Regions from separate parts of the Homo sapiens genome. Here region 1 is linked to region 2. The links are chromatin loops, found by intact Hi-C in ENCODE. Cell type or tissue: IMR-90. All regions are shown on one strand.

Region 1 (8,000 bases), 120 kb after region 2:
TGTGGTCTCACATACTATTTCACTGTTGCTACATATTTTAACTATAGTAATAAAATGCATATATTTTAAAAGGTCTCCTCACTTTTCTATTTCAGTTTTATTAAATGCATAATTAAAATAATTTTTTGAAGAATGTTTCCTCAATACCAAAGTAAAACCTTACATGTCCTTGGTAAATTTTTGTAGTGAAATAAATCTAACCTTATTCTTAAATATGTCAAATCCTAAGAAAACCTATGGCTTTGGTACTGCAGAATCGTTCCCTAAAATTATACTCCCTGATGTGTAAAGCCCGTGGACTCAGACAAAAAGGAAAATCTTAAAACTGAGAGCTCCTTTTTTTTTTTTTTTTTTTTAAGACGGAGTCTCGCTCTGTTGCCCAGGCTGGAGTGCAGTGGAGCAATCTTGGCTCACTGCAAGCTCCACCTCCTAGGTTCATGCCATTCTCCTGCCTCAGCCTCCCAAGCAGTGGGACTACAGGCACCCGCCACCACGCCCAGCTAATTTTTTGTATTTTTAGTAGAGACGGGGTTTCACCATGTTAGCCAGGATGGTCTCGATCTCCTGACCTCGTGATCCGCCCGCCTCAGCCTCCCTAAGTGCTGGGATTACAGGCGTGAGCCACAGTGCCTGGCCAAAACCGAGAGCTCTTAATCAAAATCAAGAATACTTTTGCTCCCTAAAAGGTAATTTCCAAACAAAAATCCACAATATGAAATGATAGTATATGGAACCTCCAAGAATTTGCACACGCTGCTGAAGGAGTAATTAGAAACCTGAGGCCACACAGCAAAACCACACCATGTATAATAACGGTGTTCACCACCTTAAAATACAACATTAAAAAAAAACTTTAGGTCAGGCTTTTATTAACTGCAGCTCTGTACAGTCAAAGAACATTTCTATCATTGTCCCCTGAAAGGTTTTCATGAAGACAGCACACTTTTTCATTATATAATGTGAAGCCCACTTTCTTTGTTATACCAGTGATGATAATTGTATAACTTCCTTATATTAGAATAATTCATGTAAAATATGTTTAAAGTGCTCACAAACATTTTCTGATGTCAAGTCTGAAGGGTTCCTCCCCCATCCACCAGAGACCACCTGAGTGAGAAATGTAGTGGCTATCTAACTAAATTCATAATTTAGTGGTAGAGGTTAGCCTGGTGCATGTTACTACTAAACTACAAACCATTAGTATCCAGCTTTTCAGAGATTGGTTATCATTTCATATGTAGAAAAAAAGTAAAATCTGTATTATTTTCATGGAGGCAAAGGGAAACGAGGGTAGAGATACGAGTGTACAAACGTCACTTATGAGAGTACTGGGGCATCTAATTTTGCTTACAGAAGGCCAAAAGAGAAAATGAAACGGTTACACTTTCTAAGATAAGCTATAAATAAATTCTAGCTTATCTAGCAGTCTAACAATTGAAGATCTTCTGATTAGTATTTCTTTATTACAATTTTAGTTGATTTTCTTAATGATGGTTTTAGAATACACTATTCTAAATTATTTTCAGAATTTTTTATTTTAATATTATTTTCAGAAGTTAATATTGAGCATAATTAAGTGTATTTTTTATGCTGAATCACTTAAAAAGTAGTAATTTTTGCCTGTTATGCTTTGCAGTGCATTGTGATCCAGTACTGGAATATCAATTCCTTACCCAAGTTGGGGATAAGAATTTCTTATAAATACCAATAAATTCTACTATGTATTGAAAAAGTATTAAATCCAGGAATTATGGGCCAGGCACAGTGGCTCATGCCTGTTATCCCAGCAGTTGGGAGGCTGAGGCAGTTGCAGCACTTGAGCCCAGGAGTTGGAGACCAGCCTGGGCAACATGGTGAAACCCTGTCTCTACAAAAAAATACAAAAATTATTTGGGTGTTGTGGCATGTACCTGGGGTCCCAGCTACTTGGGAGGCTGAGGTGGGAGGATCGCTTGAAGCTGGGTGGCAGAAGTTGCAGTGAGCCAAGATCACCCCACTGCACTCCAGTCTGGGTGACAGTCTCAAAAAAAAAATAATAAAATAAAATAAAATCCTGGAACTATGTTAGGCATTGAAAATACAAAGTGGGCAAGAAAATCTATACCTTCCCTAAATAACTATAAACAAAAATATAAGAAAATGATGTCTCTGAGGTTTTTTTTTTTAAAAAACTGTAGTACTGTATTACTCTGCCTGAAAATAAAGATGAATAGTCAGTCTCCCTTAGTCCAAAACAATTTATTTAACCTATTGAACTTGGCCACTAAAGAAAATTTGCAATATATTTTTAAAAACTTTCTCTAAAGAGTAAAAGATTTTCTGTAATGGTCTGAAGGACAAGCTATGGCTCTCTCAGCAATAGCTTTAACCATGAAAACACTTTTGTAGCATTACTGACTAAAAAATAAAGTATAGAAAAGAGGATGAATAAAAATAATGAAGCCAACAGCTAAATCTCAACCCTATACAGTTTCAAATAACAGTTAAACTAAACCACAAAATGCTCCTGAAAACCAAAGTAAAATTTTTCTTCCTGCAATACATTCCTGAAGGCAGACTGGTGAGATGGTTAAGAGGGCTGGCATGGGGTCACAGTTGTTTGTCACTGTATGACTTTGGACAAGCTATCTAAACCTATTTCTTCATTTAAAATAAAATGCTATTTGTCTCACTGACTGGTTGGGAGATTAAATGAGGTAGCACCTTTAAAGCCCTCACTTCATAGTAAGTGTTTAAAAAAAAAAAAGCTAGTTATCATTCACCTCAAAACACTATCAGTGTTTGAGGGTGCAAGCTGGAGCCACACTTCCTGGGTTTGAATCCTAGCATCATCACATCCTTACCTACGTTCCTGTTTCCTCCTCTGTAAAATGGATCAAATAATAGTACCTCCCTCATAGGGTTTCTGTGAAGCTTAAATTAGCTGATATACTTAAAGCATTAAAATGGTGCCTAGGATTTAGAAAGTGCTCAATAAATACTAGCAGCCATCATCATCTTCTCAATGAGAACATCGAGGTCAGTCCAACTGAGGGGAAGTGCACCATGACCCCAGGAGGAAACGCTCACAAAACTATCACTCAGAGAATGCTATTTTTAAAATATGTACAATGCATTGTTTATTCTCAACCTTGCAGTCTCTTCAGGAGACTAAAAATATCAAATATTTTGAGAAATATAGAATATTTGATGCCAAAAGTTTTCTTCTTCTTCCTGCTCAACTGCACATTTATAACTTTCAGCTAAATATTCCAAGTAACCAAACAGATCTGAGGAAAAAAGCAATTACCAATCTACTTCTTCATCAACCAAAGTCTATATACAGATAAAGCTAACTGATTCACCATACTAATAAAAACATGCTTACACAGTCACAAAAAATCCTAAATGCAGAAATATAAGTCCTGATGAAATGCAACAGATGAAAAAAATTACTTATAAACTTAAATATAATTTTTTAAAATTTTGATGTTTAATCAAAATACATTTTCCACTTTCCACAAATGCCAATGTATATTATCTTTCAACTGGCAATGTAACTCCTTGAATCTGTAAATTAAATATCTTTAATTCTGTATCACCAATTCTCCCCCTTTGATGTTTACATATGTGACTTCTTTTCTTACCAGTTGTGATAGTTTTGTGTCAACTTGACAGAATCACAGGGTACACAAGTATTTGGTCAAACATCATTTCTGGATGTGTCTATGAGGGTGTTTCCAGAAGAGACTAAACTGAGTAAAGCAGACTGTCCTCCCAATGTGGGTGGGCCCAAACAGAACAAAAAGAGAGGGAAGATTTTCTCTCGGCCTAACTGCTTGGGCTGGAACATTGGTCTTCTCCTGTCCTTTGCCTGGGATTTACACCAACAGTGGTCCTAGTTCTCAGGCCTTTATATTCAGGCTGGACCTATTCCACCTGTTTTCCTGGGTCTCCAGAGTGCAAATGGCAGATTGTGGGACCTCTCAGCCTCCAAATTACAAAAGCCCATTCCCATAATGGCCAATTCCCATAATCTAGCCAATTCTAGATATAGATAGATAAACAGATGTAGGTGTAGACATGGATCTACTGGTTCTGTTTCTCTGGAGAACCCTAATATACTAATTAAAGCTGCTCAGGCCAAGCCCTTTTTCAAATTCCCATTAGAAAAACCCAGTATCCCTTTCCTAGTACTCACTCTCCAGAATCTCCCCACCTAGGATAATACACCACACTCTTCCTCTTCCCTGACACTTTGGGAAATTAGTTTCTGGGATACCGTATTCTCCTGCTTCTCTTAATACCTCTGTGGAAAATCCTTCTTATGCTTTTTTCCCAGAAAATTTTTACTGCTTTTACTGTGCAAAGAACGTGTATTTCATTATCATATTTAATCCCCAAAATTATTTTATGGGTAATTTTGTTGGAAATAGATGAGGAAAGTGAGATTTAGAATGGTGAAATAACCTACCCAGCATTATTCAGTGAGTGGTCAGGTTTATTTTTGACTTCAGGTGTGTCTGAGTCACAGTCAAGATTTTAGCCATTATGCCTCACTTCCTTTCTCCCTGCAAGCTGCCTGCAGTGTCTCAATCCTGGGACTTCCCACAAGAATATGGCTGCATGGCTGCACGTGGTCATTTGCTCACTCCCACCTCCTTCCTCATAACCTGCCGTCTAAGGTGCTCATTTATACACCTAAAACTAAATTCTTCCAATCAGAACTTTCTTAACTTCTTCACTACATTTTCTCAAACCAATTATTTGGAAATCATCTTCATTTCTTCCCTATCCTTTTTCTTTCATTCCAATTTTCTCACCAAAGTCATGCTTTTTTTTCCTAAGTACTGTTTCATTACTCTGCAGTTTTTCAACAGATTCCTGAGACTATTCCAGAATTCAACATCAACCTCCAGGGTAACTTTCCTCCTTTTGACCTTTTTCCTGAACCCAATAAATATCACATATACTTGTGGGTTAGTTTCTCTGTTCCTCTAGCCCTTTGTCTGCAAACTCCTATGGGTGAGTCATGACACTGATTACAGATTTTCAGGGGAAGCGCCCCACAAAAAAAGTACTACTAACCTCACTTATGCAATCTAATCTGGTTCACTCATTTATGAATTTAGCTAAACCGTTCTTGACATTATGTGTATTTTTGGTATGTCCTTATATCATATCTTCTAGGATAAGATACTATAAGTTTACTCTCTAATAGTAATAATGCCTCTAAGAAGCACTAATACAATGTTCAAGGATCTACTATGTTAAATGGGAAAGGGTTATATTAGCAGACCTGAATTGCTCAAACCATACACATTCCCAAGAGAAGTCTTCAGGACTGGCCCTTTACCAGCTCATGAGAGACGAGCCCTTGGAATATTCTGCCTGATAAAGAGGTTTTTATACACTCGAGGCCTTGGGTTACATGGCAGTAACACTTTAGTTAACTAGATGACTCATGATAAACTCCTATCTTTGCTCTGGAGAGGCTGGAGTCTGAGTAGCTGAAGTCAGTCACATCTAACTACAATAAAAGCCCAGGACACCAAGGCTCAGGTGAGCTTCCCTGGCTAGCAACGCTTTGCATGTATTGGCACACATTGTTGTTTTGAGTACAACTTCAGTAGGAGTGGACACCTAGAAGCTTATGCCTGTTTTCTCCTGGGCTTTGCCCCATGTGCCTTTGCCCTTTGCTAAGTTTAATCTGTATCCTTTGGCTGTGTTAAATAAAGCATAACCAGATGATAACAAATGTTGTAAGTCCTTCTAGTGAATTGCCAAGGCTGATGGTGGTCTTGGGGACTGCTTCCCCATCCATATGCCCTTTATCTTCTTTTTAGTTAAATCATCTAAGTTCCTGTTAGAATTATGAGTAGCTTGCCATAATACTTTGTCCCATTATAAAAGAAAATGTGATACTTTCACCACATCTTTCTCTTTAGTCAACTTTTGCTATTTTTCTCTGACTTACACCCAGAAAAATGACTAAGAATGTTGCTGTTGAAGCAAAGGACAAAGCAGAATACACTGGACTGACACATTTTTTAAAAGGCTTTGGGAATATTCCAAAAATGAAACATACAGATGGTAAGCAAAGGGCTAAAAGGAAGTTCATTGGAAAGTAATTTATGGGCATTAAACCTGTAACTGCAGTACATCTGATTGAAATAAAAATTGTATATATTGGATGAGTATATATGGAGTGGTGCTTTTATTACTACACATGAAGTTCTTTTACATTCTTTACTTATATACAAGCATTCCTCATTTTTCCAGACTTCAAGTACTCATCAGTGATAAAATTTACTTTTTTTTTTTTTTTGCTGTCTTTAACATTTCCAAACATTTTTATATGTACTTATTTTGATTCTCACTTTTATCACACAGATGAAAACCTTTGAGTTCTTTGGCATTAAAATCCCAGCATACTTTTCAAATGTCCTCCTGTGAATCATAATCAACTCAGAATACCACAGACTTGGTTTGTAAAACAATGATACATAGATGTAGTTAACCCAAAGACGTAGGCACTGCCTTCTTAGACTTCCCCAACTCAGTTACTGGCAACTAATCCTGCCAGTAATTGGACTCAACCCCACCCCCTCCTTTTCTCCCTTCCCTATTTCACTCTCCATATCCAAACTATCAGCATATTCTGTTGGCTCTACTCCAAATCCGTCCAGAATCCAGCCACTTTTACCACCACCATACAGCCATACCATGTCTTGCCTGCGACAGCCTCCAAATTTGTCTACCTGCCTTCACTCTTACCTCCCTAAGATCATTCTCCACATAGAAGCCAGAGTGATCCTGTTCAATCCTAATTCAGAGTATGTCACCACTCTATTTAAAACACTCTAATGGCTTCCCACCTCATTCAGATAAGCATCAAACTCCTAAGCATTGCTCTCAAGGGGCTAAGCAGCCTGGCCATACTGCCTCTCTGCCTTCATGTCCGACTGTCCAGTCTCTCTCTGCTCCAGCCATGTTGGCCTCTATTATTCCTGTATACATGAGGTGAGCTCCCTCCTCAGCGCCTGCACATTTGTTCCCTCTGCCCCAAATGCCTACCCTAGGATATCCATGTGGCTTGCTCCCTCATCCCCTTTAAATTTTTGCTCAAATGTCACTCTCTCAGTGAGGTCTGCAATGACTACCTTATTTAAATGACATCATTACCAAGTCCAACCATTACCATTCTCTAATTCCCTCCTGGGTTTTATTTCTCTTCATGGCACTTATGACCTTCTAATCTACTATATAATTTACTTATTTATTTTGTGTGCTTGGCTCTCCCATCTAGAATGTAAGCTTCAGGAGGGCACTTTGCTTTCTGCTATATCTCCAGCACATAAAAGTGTACCTAGCACTTAGTAAACACTTAAAAAATATATATTAGTTGGATAAATTTAACTGCGTCAAGAGGTAAACTTTTAAATCCTCAGAGATAACTAAACATATAGTTATACAGCTACATAAATATAATTACATTAAAAGAAACAATAAAAATTTGTGTAGGAAGACAAATCATATGGAGATAAAATGTACTACAATGTTTGAACTCTAAAGGTTACTCTGAGTGATTATCACAGAGTTTACTGAGAGCCGTGATCACGGCCAGTGCCTTCCCAGCCTCCCCCAAGGCACAAAGCTCCCACTAAGTCCACCTCAGGCTGCTAGGTCTAGGTGACTTGCTTTACCCCCAACTTTCGCCATCCCATTATTAGCATGCCTAACTAACATGCCTCTAATCGCAGACCACTGCCTGAATGTCTCTCATTATTTCCTGACATTCCAAGGATAGATTTCATGAGTCCTCTATGGGTCTTTTTCTAAATGCCATCTCAAAATTTTCGGCCCATCTTGCATGGGATTAGGCACCTCACACTCTCCCTAGTCTATCCATGTCCAGACCAGCCAAGCCTTCCTTTCTGCTGAATGACTGTTTCTGTGCTGACTTTTATTTAGGTTGCTCTGTTTTGAAATTTAAAGTGATTCCCTCATGTCCCCATGTC
Region 2 (8,000 bases):
TAATCTCTATTCTCCTCCCCAACATTGCTGGTGCAAAGAAATAACCAGAAGGCAGGCAGATAGAAAAGAGTACAAAGTATAGATTACATAAGACTTACAGAAATCAAGCTCAAATAGTATTAGCTCTGATAGGAAAATATTCTGTGCATAAGTAAATGTGGTCATTTGAGTAAATGACCAGCTCTTCAGCCAGGCATTTTTAGGCATTGATAAATGTATATACATGGCTAGAGACTAATTTTTTTCTGTCATTACTTACTGTCCATGGAAAAGGGAGACAGACGATACAATCAGGAAGCTGAAGCTATAAGAATTTAAAGGCTGAGAAAAAATTAGGATCATTAAAACCTTGAAAATGATTTGTCTTGATTTTTGGTAATTAGAAAAAACAAACTCTTTCCTGAATATGAAATGGTTCAGCTTTTCTCCCCTGGATCTTAAAAGCAGAAGTTTAAATAGCTTAAATTATCTTCTAACTTTTTTGGCTCTAACTCTGTTTTCACAATTGAAATTAATTTTATGTTTGGAAAACTAACATCTTTTTCAAAGTGTCTCTTGACATTTAGTTTAAATGATCCTTAATATTCTTTAGCAGATGAGCCTATTTGAAAATAGAAATAATAATCTACAAATGAACCCATTCAGACCATAACAAAACCACAAATAAGCTTTAAATCAGTGGTTCCCAACCTTTGACTCAGATATAGAGTGTTTGTGAAGGGTCTCAACCTCTGCACCAATGCCAACTCTGGACTGGCACTACTCAGGTTTAAATCTAAACTTTCCCCTTACTATGCGTATTCTTTTTATCTCAGTTTCTTCACTTGTGAAACGAGGGTTACTCACCTTGAAGGGTAATTTGATGGACCTAATGAAATGATACTGGACACATGTATTCATTAAGTTTTAGCTAATATTATATGCTGCTATTCTTCAAATATATATACACTTATGTAAATGTGTTACTGAACTCATAATATCTTTCTGTACTTATAATTAATGAGTGAGGCACAACTACCATCAAGTGAAAGTCCCTGAATGGATTGTGGTTGGCTACCTTATATGTTCCTCCTTCCTTCATCGTCTGTCTTCCTCTTTTTCCACAGCTGAGGCTTCTGTACGCCATCTCATCTCAGTACCTGAGCCAGTTCCAGCTGAATTATAAACTATTCCATCAGCTTCAGGTCCCCTTCCCCCTTTCACATGACGTTTGCATTGACCGATGCTTTCCCTCAATTCACAGTACCCAGAGTCAAACTAGAGCTTGGTGGATGCTTCCATACCAGCCCTCAAAAGTGTCTTATTTTGCATATGTCCTCCCCCAAACCATGGCAGTTTTCCTCATTGACTTGGAACAAATACTGTGTACCAGAAGCTTTATGCCCATTTGTATCTATCATCTCTAAATCTTCCGACAACTCTCCAAAGTAAGTGATATTACCACTAACTATGAGAAAACTGGGACTCAAAGAGGTCGAACCACTAGTTCTAGGTCACATAGCTGGTGATTGGTAGCATCAGCATACAAACCCAACGCCAGACAATTCCAAGACTGAGCTCTTTCCACTACTCCATTCTATCTTCCTTAAGAATAGAGAGTCATCCAGCTAGATTTTTTATCTGCCCCACCCATGGATGAATGTTCTTTTCCGCCTCCAGGCACATGTACACCTATTGTTGGTCTGGACTATATGCTGCCTCCTGCCTATCTGAACCTCTGTAGTCAGCACCTGCTATTGATACAAGTTCTCTTGCCCACATTCCTTATGCATCTTCCCACAGGAATCAGCCCCAGGTCCTTCTCATTCTGATGAAGAATCAGCAGGTCAGTGTGCTCAGCCTAAGCTATGACATGATGTGCAAGATTTCCTTGTACCTGTGTTTAGAGAGGAGAAGCTCACACAATGATAAGTGTTTGGGCCTGCCACTGACTGAATGGAGCCTGGTGACTGAGGACATACACCATAAATCAATCATTCTGTCATAAGAGTTGTAAGTTATACCCTTCTTCAATAAAAGACACAAGACATTTGGGAGCCTGATATGTTTTATCTAAGATGTGCTTTATGCATTAAAGAAAAGATTTTGTTTTGGAGTATTTTTTGACTTATCAATTTATGAAGAGTATGACTTTACTGCCAACCAGCTTTGGAGTGTATGATTTTAAAAACAGATTTTGCCTTGATTTGTTGTTACCAAGGCAAATCCTTGTCGAAAAAGTAAAATAATGCTATTTCTGTGCCTTTATTCTGAAACAGATAGCATTCCTGACAATTTGTGGATCTGCTTATCAACTCTTACCACTTGTTTTGCTTTTGGGAATGCAATTCTTACTACCTATAAATGGGAAGTTAGTCCTTCCTAAGGCTGTACATCTGGATTTGTGTTCATGTGCCTGGAGGAATGACAGGCTACTTCCCTGCATCAATTAGGTAAAGATATGATTTCCTTCTGTTAAATAAAACAATGCCCAAATCTTGAGCTTCTGAAGTAATTAAGAACCCCTTTAGCTGTACAGCACAAAGAGTATAAAACATAATCTCCCTAGAGAGTACAGTCACTTTTTCACAGAAGGCTATTTAAAAACTGCTGATTCCTACCATACAAGGAAAATTCTTCTCAATCTTGACAATATTTATACACAGAGATAGCAGTTGCCAGAAATCATTCAAGAGAATCTCCACACTAATTATATTACATGCAACTTTGAAAAGTAATAACTCATTTCATTCAGCTACATTTTAATAGATGAATAATACATGTGTGTGTTTGAGAAAACAACTTGAATGTAAATAATTGATAGAAGGCAGTAATTTCTAATTACAGCTCTGCCATTAACACTCAATTTATGATTTAGTGTTAGGCATTATTTATTTACAGACCCAGAGAGACTGTTTTAAAGTACTTAAGTATTTATATGTGGACAATCCAGTGGATATTTTCTTTTCAGAACCGGAAAAGAGATAATCCAGTCAGCAACTTTATTGAGCCACCCAGCCTTTCAAAAGCTTTTCCTGAGATAGTCTCAATGCTGCATCATGTTTCAGTTTCCATTTAGTTTCAAAATATTCTGACAGGACACAGACAGCCCTGGCTGAAAGGAGCACAGAGAGAATACTTCGAGCTCATGCTGAGAGAAAAAGGCGAGTTTGTCTTTTCTTACCTGAGACTGGGCCTGAAGGGAGAGTTTCAGTTCTTCATTGACGGTAGGTAGCATGCTAGTTTTGCCACAAGATACTTTGTGAAGTTCTTCCCAGCACTCTTTGGGCTTACCCTTGCAAATCAGTTCCAGGAGTCCTGAACTTCTCGTCCCGCTCATGGCACATTCATAGAAAGTTCCATTGAGCAGAGCCACAGAAAGCCACATCACTGGAGCCACCAATGAGCTCAGAGTGATCTGGCCGAGGACGTAGAAGAAACGGCAGCTGTGGCCTCTGGGAAAGATTTTCCTGGGATTCACACAGCAGCCTGTGAAGAGTCTCCACGACCTATTGTTCAGAAAGAATCCCAGGATCAGTAACACCCAGGCAGGAGCAAAGAGGAAAACCAGCCCATAGGTCATATTCTCAGTGCTGCAGGGGCACTTAAAAGCCACAACAGAAAAGAGACGCTCACTTCCCACGGTCAGCAGAGCCATGAAGCTGTAGCCAATAACAGTTTTCTGATTAAGGAAGAATTTTAAAATGCCCTGAAAAGCATCCATGTTGGAGATGCACAGAGGGAAAATGCTGTGCCTTTGTTATTGGCAGAGCAGCTGTGGCAGTGGCCGAGGGTGGAGCTCTTTCTTCATCAGAAACAACAGTCCTTCTCAGACTGAATTGAGCCAGATAAGGAAACAATGTCATTCCTTAGGAATGAATATTTCTCAACATGTTTAGATAATGCCTCCTACTGGTGGAAATTGGGCTGTGATACTGCAGCCTAAATGCTGAGAATAAATTCAAAGTGCACGGGCTCCATTTTAACCTTCTTTCCATGTGGTTTGGATTGAAAATCAGAAAAGAAATTCTCACTCATACAAATAATAGTCTAGGAATTTTCCAGTGTAAGGAATCAACATTAACAGAAAGAGGTTTCAGCCGACAAATCAAATCTCCAAACCTAGAATTTTATGAATGTTTTTCTCTTCCTATGACTTGAGATTTGGAAGACAGGGATTTGCTGTCTTTTTTCATATATATAAAAACATATGAAAATTATATATATATATATATATCAATAGCTTTTGGAGCACAAGTGGGTTTTGGTTACATGGATGAAATATACATATAAATATACATATATATATATATACATATATATATGAGATTTTAGTGCACCCATCACCGGATATGTATGTGTACCCAATATGTATTTTTTTATCCCTCACCCCCTTCCCACTCTCCCTCTTTCTGAGTCTCCAAAGTCCATTATACCACTCCATATGCCTTTACGTACCCATAGCTTAATTTCCACTTATAAGTGAGAACTACAGTTTTTGGTTTTCTATTTCCGAGTTACTTCGCTTGGAATAACGCCTCTAGCTCCATCAAGTTGCTGCAAAAGACATTATTTCATTCTTTTTTATGACTGAGTAGTATTCCATGGTATATATACACCACAGTTTCTTTATCTATTCATCAGTTGATGGGTACTTAGATTGGTTTCATATCTTTGCAATTGTGAATTGTGTTGCAATAAATATACATGTGCAGGTGTTTTTTTTTAATATATAATGACTTCTTTTTCTTTGGATAGATACCCAGTAGTGGGATTGCTGGACTGAATAGTAGATCTACTTTTAGTACTTAAAGTTCTTTCTTTAAGAATGAAAGAAAGGTGCCGTGGTTCATGTCTGTAATCCTAGCATTTTGGGAGGTCGAGGCAGGTGGATTGCTTGAGCCAAGGAGTACGAGACCAGCCTAGGCAACATGGTGAATCTCCCTCTCTACAAAAAAATACCAAAAAAAAATTAGCCAGGCTCGGTGGCATGCACCTGTAGTCCCAGCTACTCAGGAGGCAGAGATGGGAGGATCGCTTGAGCCCAGGAGGCTGAGGTTGTGGTGAGCCAAATCATGCCACTGCATTCCAGTCTGGGTGACAGAGCAAGACCCTGTCTCATAAATAAATACATAGAAGGAAAGAAAGAAATCTCCATACTGTTTTTTATAGAGGTTGTACTAATTTACATTCCTACCAGCATTCTACAAGCATTCTGTTTTCACAAAATTCATACCAATATCTATTGTTATTGCCTTTTTAGTAATAGCCATTATTACTGGAATAAGGTGGTATCTCATTGTGGTTTTAGTTTACATTTCCCTAATGATTAGTATGTTGAGCATTTTTTCATATGTTTGTTGTCCATTTGTATATCTTCTTTTGAGAAATGTCTATTGATGTCATTTGCTCACTTTTTGATGGGATTATTTGTTTTCTTCTTGCTGATTTGTTTGAGTTCCTTATAGATACTGGATATTAGTCCTTTGTCAGATGCATAGTTTACAAATATCTTCTCCCATTTTGTGGGTTGCCTGTTTACTCTGATGTTTATTTCTTTTGCTGTGCAGAAGCTTTTTAGTTTAATTAGGTCCCATTTATTTATTTTTGGTTTTGTTGCATTTGCTTTTTGGGTCTTAGTCATAAATTCCTTGCCTAGGCCAATGTCCAGAAGAGTTTTTATTACGTTTTCTTCTAGAAATTTTATGGTTTCACATCTTAGATATAAGCGTTTGATCCATCTTGAGTTTATTTTTGTATATGGTGAGTGACAGGGATCCAGTTTCATTCCTGTACATGTTGCTATCCTGTTTTCCAAGCACCTTTTAATGGATACAGTGTCCTTTCCCCAGTTTATGTTTTTGTATGCTTTGTCAAAGATCAATTGGTTCTGAGTTCTCTATTCTGTTCCATTGGTCTATGTATCTACTTTTGTACCAGTGCTATGCTGTTTTGATAACTATACCTTTGTAGTATAATTTGAAGTCAGGTAATGTGATGCCTCCAGATTTATTCTTTTTACTTAGTATTGCTTTGGCTGTTGGGGCTCTTTTTTTGGTTCCATATAAATTTTAGGATTGTTTTTTCTAATTCTGTGAAAAATTATGTTGGTATTTTGATAGGAATTGCACTGAATCTGTAGATTGCTTTGGGAAGTATGGTTATTTTCACAATATTGATTCTTCCAATCCAGGAGCATGGCATATATTTCCCTGTGTTTGTGTCATCTATGACTTCTTTCAGCTGCATTTTATAGTTCTCCTTATAGAGATCTTCCACCTCTTCGATTAAGTATATTCATCGGTGGGTTTTTTTTTTTTTTTTTTTTTACAACTCTTATAAAAGGGATTGAGTTCTTGATTTGGCTCTCAGCTTGGTTGTTGTTGGTGTATAGCAGGGCTACTGATTTGGGTACATTAGTTTTGTAAACTAAGACTTTACTAAATTCATTTATCAAATCTAGTAGTCTTTTGGAGGAGTCTTTAGGTTTTTCTAGATATATGATTATCCTGACAAATGGAGATAGTTTGACTTCCTCTTTTCTAATTTGGATGCCCTTTATTTCTTTCTCTTGCCTGATTGCTATGGATGGGATTTCTATTAATAGCACTGTGTTGAATAGAAGTGGTGAAAGTAGGCATCCCTGTCTTGTTCCACTTCTTAGGGGAAATGCCTTCAACTTTCCCCCTTTCATTTTTTATCTTCCTAAACTGGCTAGTGTTAGAGATCAAATTTTAGGATTTGGGATATGTGCATTTTACATGGGAAAGTTTAGGGAGAGTTTGAGTTTTGAAGGAAAGTCAAAATGAGAAGAGTCCTCATCATTTCTTTCCTAGGCTTACTATAATAGTAACCTTTTGATTAGTATCTCAGCCCTTGACCTCATGCTCACTCCCATCCATAACCCTAAATCCATTCTCTATGCTGACAAGAAAAGGATCCTTCTAAAACTGAAATTGAATTCTGCATTAGCCAGTTCACACCTTTGGGGCTCACAACTGCTCACAAGTTGATAGATGTAGAGATTCCCTGAACCCCATCATGGTATTTTATGCTCATGACATGTTCCCACTACCTAGAATGTCTTTGTCACTTACCTCCAGACCCCTAGTCTTGTCTACCTGGCAAACATTCAGTCAATAGATGCCCATTCTATAATTTGTCTTGCAAATGGCTATTGAACTCCCACTGTGTGCCAGGTACTGTGCCAGACTGGCAGTGCTCAAGAAATTTCTGTTGAATAAATGAAGAATGAATAAGGAATCTCCTAGTCCTTCTGATTATAAGTAATTTAAGAAAATTGCTTCCATTTCTCTCCTACACAGCTCTTAATTTTAAAAATTAATTAATTTCTGCACTTGAAAGATGGCAACATATCAAGCTGACAAAATTTCATTAATAAACTTCAAAGTCCAGGCCTGTGTATTTTGTGAAAAGAAATTGCCTTGGACTAGGAGCCAAGGAATTAAGTTATAGCATGGTCTTGGCAGTGTCATTTGACTTCTCTGAACACCAGTTTACTTATTTTTGAAACTAAGGCCTTAAAAGACACAGTCTGCAAGATTTCTTCCATTTCCACATTGTAAAATTCTTCAAGCACTGTAAAACAGCAGATGTTTTTGCGAAGTTACTTTATAATTCATTTATGCGCCTCCCACCACTACCACTTGTTCCTTAGAGACTTGTCTTTGATAGTAGTGTAGTCCCCTGTTACCCACAGGGGATACCTGCAACCAAGACCCACAGGGGATACCTGCAACCAAGACCCCCAAACTGCAGACAGTACCAAACCCGTATATATTATGTTTTTTTTAAATCTGCCAACTGAGGCAGTTAACAAGTGACCCATGGGCAGGTCATAGCATAAACAGTGTGTAATACACTGAACAAAGGGATGATTCACGTTCTGGGCAGTATGGAGTACGGACAGTGAGAGGTTTCATCACACTGCTCAGAAGCACAATTTTAAACTTATGAATTATATACTTCTAGAATTTTCTATCTAACATTTTCAAATTATC

What was found. Peaks named below come from ENCODE experiments on the same cell type or tissue, not always from the same donor. Only the 100,000 strongest peaks of a DNase experiment are listed, where the experiment ranks them.
Region 1: a loop joins it to region 2, with 2.5 times the contacts of the local background. A loop is called at or near these places in 7 of 110 quality-filtered maps.

Annotation. Positions count from the first base shown.
Region 1 is chr6:116,384,121-116,392,120 of GRCh38, reverse strand. All of the region lies in intron 1 of DSE (dermatan sulfate epimerase), which reads right to left. Among named protein-coding and RNA genes, the nearest start is that of DSE, 17 kb to the right of the region's middle. RefSeq lists enhancers at 1,292-1,451, 2,738-2,837, 2,868-2,917 and silencers at 5,440-5,509, 5,401-5,695. In IMR-90, no CTCF peak of the experiment used is centred here; DNase peaks (open chromatin) are centred at 4,550, 5,010, 5,410 and 6,490; H3K27ac peaks cover 770 bases.
Region 2 is chr6:116,507,400-116,515,399 of GRCh38, reverse strand. The region is part of intron 3 of TRAPPC3L (trafficking protein particle complex subunit 3L); the gene reads left to right. CALHM5 (calcium homeostasis modulator family member 5) reads right to left here and starts at 3,761. Exons shown (of 2, transcript NM_153711.5): 1 at 3,164-3,761. The coding sequence starts at 3,703. RefSeq lists an enhancer at 3,469-4,050. In IMR-90, a CTCF peak has its summit at 3,886 (motif pointing left); DNase peaks (open chromatin) are centred at 3,839 and 7,859; H3K4me3 peaks cover 2,212 bases; H3K27ac peaks cover 983 bases.